Linked DNA regions of Homo sapiens: region 1 is linked to region 2. A link is a loop called in an ENCODE intact Hi-C map of the cell type or tissue named here. Cell type or tissue: ascending aorta. All regions are shown on one strand.

The links. Hi-C counts contacts between places; a loop is a spot of excess contacts. Peaks named below come from ENCODE experiments on the same cell type or tissue, not always from the same donor. Only the 100,000 strongest peaks of a DNase experiment are listed, where the experiment ranks them.
Region 1: a loop joins it to region 2, with 2.7 times the contacts of the local background. A loop is called at or near these places in 7 of 110 quality-filtered maps.

Annotation. Positions count from the first base shown.
Region 1 is chr10:67,762,780-67,766,779 of GRCh38, forward strand. TRS-TGA1-1 (tRNA-Ser (anticodon TGA) 1-1) reads left to right here and starts at 1,724; the gene lies at 1,724-1,805. It also overlaps a transcript of CTNNA3 not described here. RefSeq lists enhancers at 692-986, 1,099-1,268, 1,372-1,621 and a cis regulatory region at 1,184. In ascending aorta, no CTCF peak of the experiment used is centred here; DNase peaks (open chromatin) are centred at 882, 1,392, 1,712 and 2,316; H3K4me3 peaks cover 2,301 bases; H3K27ac peaks cover 1,949 bases.
Region 2 is chr10:67,882,395-67,886,394 of GRCh38, forward strand. It overlaps SIRT1 (sirtuin 1), which reads left to right and starts at 2,262. Exons shown (of 9, transcript NM_012238.5): 1 at 2,262-2,757. The coding sequence starts at 2,328. RefSeq lists promoters at 1-2,327, 1,298-2,329, 2,117-2,328, 2,155-2,330, enhancers at 1,778-1,837, 1,858-2,017 and silencers at 2,098-2,637, 2,138-2,322, 2,757-3,051, 2,848-2,967. In ascending aorta, no CTCF peak of the experiment used is centred here; DNase peaks (open chromatin) are centred at 1,617, 2,197 and 2,687; H3K4me3 peaks cover 2,610 bases; H3K27ac peaks cover 2,104 bases.

The DNA.
Region 1 (4,000 bases), 120 kb before region 2:
CCCTGACCTAATCAGTTATGTTATCTACAGATTAGGGACATTGTATAGAAAAGCACTATCCTATTCTGTTCCATTCTAATTACCGGTGCATGCAGCCCCCAGTCACGTACTCCCTGCTTGCCCAATTGATCACGACCCTCTCACGCGGACCCCCTTAGAGTTGTAAGCCCTTAAGTGGGACAGGAATTGCTTACTCGGGGAGCTCGGTTTTTCAGACGTTAAGTCTTGCCGATGCTCCCAGCCAAATAAAGCCCTTCCTTCTTTAACTGGGTGTCTAAGGAATTTTGTCTGCAGCTAGTCCTGCTACGTAGGTACAATCTAAGGACAAGATTTAAAAAACAAAAATGTAGTTCTTGGACAATATCTATTGGAAAAAGTGCAAGTGAATTTTGTGTTTACGATAAAATTCATGCCTGGCAATGTCGGGAATTACTTTGTTCCCATGCAGTATTCATAGAGAAAATGGGATCCCTCCTGTAGCTCTGCCAAAATTTAAAAAAAAAAAAAAATTCCTAAAAGAACAATCTCAGACAAAATTTATCCTTACAAGTCTCAAATATTCTGCTCTCTTCCACAATTAAATGGGTGTAGACACTCAGCACCATAATTTGGTTTCGAGAAATGGTATGGAAGGTCTCAAGAAAAGTTACACACCTTATCAAGTGGAGTCACAACATAGAGGCTTCCAAAGGTCGAGTTGCCTTCCTGCCTTATTATGAAATGTACCATTATGAGAAGGGCAGTGGGGTTTCCATGAACACTCCTAGAAACTTCAACTAGTAAAAGGCCTTCTGTTACTTTTCTCAAATTGCCCATCGACAGAAGTTGGCGCTTCTGTGGCGCTACGTGACAAGGGCTGCGCATGCGCTCTGGGATCAGCCAGGCCCACCCGCGGCACAACCCCAGGCCTCAGTGCCGTCAGGTGGGCTAAGACAGAACAGACCTCGGTTCTCAGGGCTTTAACGAAATAACGCGGGTAAAGCACCTAGGGCAGAAGCCACACAGAACACCAGAAGGCATTAATGGCATTTAAAGGTATTGAATGCAGACTAATGCGCAGAACTTGGTTCTCAGACCACGTCCGCGGCCACCCCTCTCCTGAGAGAGCAGAGAGCACACTTGCAGCCTGACATCTCCCAGTTGAGCTCGGCAATGAAGGGATCACTGGGGATTTAAAAAATGGGAGACGGCTGCTTGGGCAGAAGCCCGAGGGGGCGGGCGGGGGGGGGGAAGGGACGAGCCCACAGGCAGCATCCCGACACCTCACACTTCCTGCCTCAATGCACAGAAGAAAGTGTTCTGAAGGCGACGCCCCCAGTCTTGGCGGGAAACGCCGCGGAAGACGCTTCTCTCGCAGAAATGCCAAATTTTCGGGAGCGCGGGCTCGCAGCACGTAACAGAACAGATCTTTTTGTTTCACGGCCCTCTCGTAGACCTAATAAGCGCGAGGGCGAAAACCAGGTCAGCGACCAGAAGCCAGGCAAGGTTGCGATTTTCGGAGCACAGCGAAGGGGAGAGTTTCTAAGTTCTGAATGTACCTCTATTTAGGGTGGTTTCTATTATTTCTTCGCGTCTACCCTGTAGTTGCCGCACCCTGAGCCCTCAGCCCCGCCGCTTCGCACGGAGCGGAGCTCAGAGGGTGCGCGCTCCGCCCTTTCGCGGGCCTGGCATGAGCGCAGTGGTTGTTACACTAAAGTGTCTCCGCCTGTCGAATATTCTCGTGGCAGCGATGGCCGAGTGGTTAAGGCGTTGGACTTGAAATCCAATGGGGTCTCCCCGCGCAGGTTCGAACCCTGCTCGCTGCGGAAGCGGGTGCTCTTATTTTTTCTATTTTTTTAAATAAACACCTTCAAATGAAAACTTTTACTCTTCTCTGTATTTTCAATGCCTGTCAGCTAAATGGCGCGCCTACGGAGTGGTTTTATACGCTGTAGAAAAGCGAATAAATGTCAGTGCTGCAAACATGTACTGTTTACACCAAGAGGAAAATCCTTCCACTGTCCTAAAAGGCAAGGTAACTCTTCGTGCTCCATGAGAAGAGCAAGGTGGCAAAATAGAAATAAAATGAATATAAATATTGACGCAAGTTTTCGGGCTATCACAGCCTGAGCAAGCTATCAGCTCACTAAAACTAAGAAAAAGCTATGCCACCTTCCCTTCCATCCCAGAATCACTTCCGACGGTTTCCAGACCACATCCAAAAGTGGTATGAAATGGGAAATAATAAAAGCAATTTTAAAGTTCTACTTATAAAGCATCTTAGATACATCCACATAATGGAACACTATGCATGTAAGCATTAAAATGATGTTAATGGCCGGGCGCGGTGGCTCACGCTTGTAATCCCAGCACTTTGGGAGGCCGAGGCGGGCGGATCACGAGGTCATGAGATCGAGACCATCCTGGCTAACACGGTGAAACCCCGTCTCTACTAAAAATACAAAAAAATTAGCCGGGCGTGATGGCGGGCGCCTGTAGTCCCAGCTACTCAGGAGGCTGAGGCAGGAGAATGGCGTGAACCCGGGAGGCGGAGCTTGCAGTGAGCCGAGATTGCGCCACTGCACTTCCACCTGGGCCACAGAGCGAGACTCCGTCTCAAAAAAAAAAAAAAAAAAAAAATGATGTTAATGATGTGTGAGGGCCTTCCCAATGCATTGCCAAATGCAAAAAGGACAGATCAAAAAACAGCACATCATACTATGATCATATTTTTGTTAAGCAACTCATGTATATACCCATCTATGTGGGAAGAATGGGAGAGAAAGAGAGAGATGGAGAATGAATGGAGGCTGGAAAGAAATACACCAAAGTGTTAGCAGGGATTATTATCCCTGGGTGGTGTGATTTGGGAAGATTTTTATTTTCTTAAATAATTTTTTCCTTAACTGGGTTTTCTAAAATTTGTACATGGACCCAGTATTATGTTTTAAATAAGAAAATTGTGAGGTTAGTCTTTGGGACCCTACACATCCCCTGTCTGCTACCTTTAACCCACTTTCACCATATCTCTCCCACCCCATGTTTCCCAGGTGCTCTTATGGACATACCTGATACCTCAAGGCTAGGGATAGTTTTCTGTGGTATCTACGTGGATTCCACGCACACAGCCCCATCCTATTTGAGACTTGGCTGAACACACACACTCACCACATTTACATTTTCAATCCATCCTCTCTGCCCAATCCCCTCCCTTTCTGCCCCCATTTAAGTCACTTACAAGCAGCTGCATTAGTTTCCTAACTGGTCACCTTTCCTTTATCAGTCAGGATTACATTCAGCTGCAAATAACAGCAAATCCAATTCTAGCGGCTTAAACTCATAGGGATTTGTCTCAAAAAACCTGGGAGATTAATACCGTTCCTGTGTCCAAGAGAATGAAATAGTGTATAACTTACGTGTTTCCATTTAAAAATTTTAAAAAAATACTTGACACTATAGTAAAATGTCAATACTGGCCGGGCGCAGTGGCTCATGCCTGTAATCCCAGCACTTTGGGAGGCCAAGGCGGGTGGATCACCTGAGGTCAGGAGTTCGAGACCAGCCTGGCCCCATGGTGAAAACCCCATTTCTACTAAAAATATGAAAACTAGCTGGGCGTGGGGACAGGGACCAGCAATCCCAGCTACTCAGGAGGCTGAGGCAGAGGAATCGCTTGAACCGGGAGGCGGAGGTTGCGGTGAGCCGAGATCGTGCCACTGCACTCCAGCTTGGGCAACAAGAGTGAAACTCCATCCCAAAAAAAAAAAAAAAAAAAAAGTTAATCCAAGAAGAGATATCCAAAATCCAAAACTATAAATTAAAACATTCCATCAAAAAGGCAAATTAATGATCAATTTTATTTCTAAATGGTACTCTCCAAGCTGTAAAGGTAGCTTCGTGAAATCATATCTTACTGTTTCAAGAAATTTTTTCAAATAAATAATCACTTGTCACCATTTTTTAAAAAAGAAAGAAAGAACAAAGAAATCTGGGCATAGGAAATTCTCAGATGGAACAGGAA
Region 2 (4,000 bases):
AATAATATTGATCACATAGCATTTCTTGTAGTTCATAAACTTCACGTGTCAATAATATACTATAAATATAAATGAATTAATGAACAACAGGATGCTCATAAGCTTACAGACATCTTTTTCTCAAAAAAGCTGGGAATTTTGTTTCTGTTTTATTGGGATACTGACTCTCAACATTTCATATATTGCATTCCACCAACGTAGCTGAGAGTCAATTTATGAAATATTTTGTAGTGTAAGACAGAAAGTGGGGAGGACCAAGTATGTCAACCACTAGGAGTGTGGTGCCTAGTCAGGAATTGGGAGGAGTGTAGCAAGAAAGGAAGGACAACAGGATTTGGTCATTGATTGGTCAGATGGATTTCAGAGGGATTGGTATGAAGGAACGCTTCAAAGATTTTTTTTTTAATTTAAGTTCCAGGATACAGGTGCAGAATGTGTAGGTTTGTTACATACTTATAGGTGAGCCATGGTGGTTTGCTGCACCAATCAACCCCTCATCTAGGTTTTATTTATATTTTTTTTTGAGACGGAGTTTCGCTCTTGCTGCCCAGGCTGGTGTGCAATGGTGCGATCTCGGCTCACCGCAACCTCTGCCTGCTGGGTTCAAGCGATTCTCCTGCCTCAGCCTTCTGAGTAGCTGGGATTACAGGCATGTGCCACCACGCCCGGCTAATTTTGTATTTTTAGTAGAGACGGGGTTTCTCCATGTTGGTCAGGCTGGTCTCGAACTTCCGACTTCAGGTGATCTGTCCGCCTCGGCCTCCCAAAGTGCTGGGATTACAGGCAGCAGCCACCGCGCCCAGCCAGGTTTTAAGTCCCGCATGCATTAGCTATTTGTCCTAATGCTCTCCCTCCCCTTGACCCCCACGCAACCAAAGATGGTTTTAAGGCTTCTAGGACTGGAGATGATTACTTTCAGAAATGAATAGTGGTGACCAGATGAAATAAGACTTTTGGATGTAGATAGGACCTTAGCGATATATTTCCAGCTTTTTATTTTTTATTTTAAGGATGAAGAAACAGCTTTAAGTTGGTTGCCTAAAGTCACGCAGGTAATTGATGCAGTATGGCCAGAACCCATACTAGGCTTAAGGGACAGTGTACCATAAACTCGTAGAGGTCCTTTAAACAGATAGAAACGCTGTGCTCCAGGCAGATGCCATAACAAACACTGGCTCTAGATCTACCATGGGTTATATGGGTCCTTAGTTAAGATTAGATATGGAGTCACAGTGTGCCAGAATTTCAGGGAGAGAGGAAAGTGGAAGGGCTTTCCACTAAGCCTTTTGAACTACTAGGTACCCCTCGTTTTACATCTGGTTATCTCATTTAAATCTATGACGTTTTAAAATACTTATTACCATTTAAGACATGAGAAAAATTAAGTTTAGAAACGGCTAGATAGCTCACGCTAGAAAGGAAGGACTCCAAATTTTAACCAAGGGCAGATGTGCATGGAGGCCAAGTCATTTCCTTCCCATGCTCTCATACTGACCCAACAAACCCATTCTGCACGTGAGAAAACTGAGGCCCGGAGGAGGGAATTCACACACGTTTGAAGCCAAGCTGGGGCCAGAAAGTAGATCGGCTGATCTCCAAACCTCCACGTCAAAGGTCTTCCCAGGAGGACATATGCCTTCAAGGATTTTACAATGTATACCACCCTACAAGTGATGGGAGAGAGGGGAAAAAAGCAACCGACTAAGGAGAAAAGCAAGGAGCAGAAAAAGGAGCAAAAGAGGAGCTGTCAGAACGGTGTGAGGAGAGTGGGAAAGGAGCCGCCTCCTTTTGCCTCTCTTCCTACTTATTAACAAAACAGAACGACTATCCAACGTATTTCAGGGAGCTAAGTCTTAGCCAGCTTCAGCTGTGTTTTAACCCTTAGCTAAATATAGACAAGGCTAAGGCAGGCCAGGTGTACACTTCAGGAAGACGTGGAAATTCCCAGGGCGGACCAAAACTTGAGCTGTTCCGGCGGTAGTGATTTGAGGTCAGTTTGAAAGAGAAGTTGAGAAAGCGGCCGAGGGGCGAATTTGGCTGCACTACACGCTCGCCACAAAGAGGAAGGGCCGCCGGCCGCCGGGGCCGAGTGCGCTTCCAGCCCAGGCGGAGCGGTAGACGCAACAGCCTCCGCCCGCCACGTGACCCGTAGTGTTGTGGTCTGGCCCGCGTGGGTGGCGGGAGCGCCGAGAGGGCGGGGGCGGCGATGGGGCGGGTCACGTGATGGGGTTTAAATCTCCCGCAGCCGGAGCCGCGGGGGCGCCAGTGCCGCGCGTCGAGCGGGAGCAGAGGAGGCGAGGGAGGAGGGCCAGAGAGGCAGTTGGAAGATGGCGGACGAGGCGGCCCTCGCCCTTCAGCCCGGCGGCTCCCCCTCGGCGGCGGGGGCCGACAGGGAGGCCGCGTCGTCCCCCGCCGGGGAGCCGCTCCGCAAGAGGCCGCGGAGAGATGGTCCCGGCCTCGAGCGGAGCCCGGGCGAGCCCGGTGGGGCGGCCCCAGAGCGTGAGGTGCCGGCGGCGGCCAGGGGCTGCCCGGGTGCGGCGGCGGCGGCGCTGTGGCGGGAGGCGGAGGCAGAGGCGGCGGCGGCAGGCGGGGAGCAAGAGGCCCAGGCGACTGCGGCGGCTGGGGAAGGAGACAATGGGCCGGGCCTGCAGGGCCCATCTCGGGAGCCACCGCTGGCCGACAACTTGTACGACGAAGACGACGACGACGAGGGCGAGGAGGAGGAAGAGGCGGCGGCGGCGGCGATTGGGTACCGAGGTGCGCAGGGTGCGGGCGGCCGGAACTGCGCATCTCCTCCTCCCTCTCCCCGGGCTCCTACTGGCCTGAGGTTGAGGGCGGCTGGGGGCTCGGGGCAGGCTCCGCGGCGTTCCCCTCCCCACCCCGGCCCTCCGTTCAGCCGCGCTCCTCCGGGGCTGCGGTTCCTACTGCGCGAGCTGCCAGTGGATTCGCTCTTTTCCTCCGTCCGTGGCCCGCCTGGGCGGCCTTGTTCTTTCCGCAGCAGCCAGGTCGGGAGACTCTCGCAGTCGCTTTAAAATAAGTTTCTCTCCCCCTCTTACTCTTTTAGCATATTGCTTTTGTTAGAGCTTTTTTTTTCTTTTTCTTTATTTTTTATTTTCATTGCTTTTCTCCTCTACCCCCCAGCACACTTAAGTCTGCAACTTTTTGGCTGTCCCGTTGGTCTGCGTTTTCAATTGCTTTTTGCAAACTTGACACCTGTGCAGTTTGCTTTTTTTGGTCTATATTTTTATGACTGAAATTACAATTTTTGAAAGAGGAAAGCTGTTTCTATAGTCACAGCTTGCAAAATTTAAAGAACGTGGCTGTTCCTGAAGACATTACCATTCTGTAATGCAGTTAGGAGTGGGTATGGGAGAGAGAGTACTTTTAGAGCTGTTCATATTACTTTTATTCTAATCTTGCTCTTGTGCGGTAATGGTGTTTGGGCTAAACATGCTTTTTTTGTATGTATGTAGTATTGAGACACAAACTTAACACTTCTAGCATAATGAAGCAGATATGTTGCAGTTGTCATGTTCTTGAAGGTTTCTTTTTTTTTTTTTTTTTTTTTTTGAGACGGAGTCTCGCTCTGTCGCTAGGCTGGAGTGCAGTGGCGCGATCTCGGCTCAGTGCAACCTCCGCCTCCCGCGTTCAACCGATTCTCCTTCAGCCTGCCGAGTAGCTGGGACTACAGACACCCGCCACCACGCCCAGCTAATTTTTGTGTTTTTAGCAGAGACGGGGTTTCACCATGTTGGCCAGGATGGTCTTGATTTCTTGACTTCGTGATCCGTCCGCCTCGGCCGCCCAAAGTGCTGGGATTACAGGCGTGAGCCACCGCGCCCGGTCAGGTTTCTTATTTTTGATCTGAGGAGTTTCTATCCTTGATAGGTGTTCATCTTTATCAATATTTGGGTCAGGCCGGGCGCGGTGGCTCTTTCGTGTAATCCTAGCACTTTGGGAGGCCAAAGCGGGAGGATCTCTTGAGCCTAGGAGTTTCAGG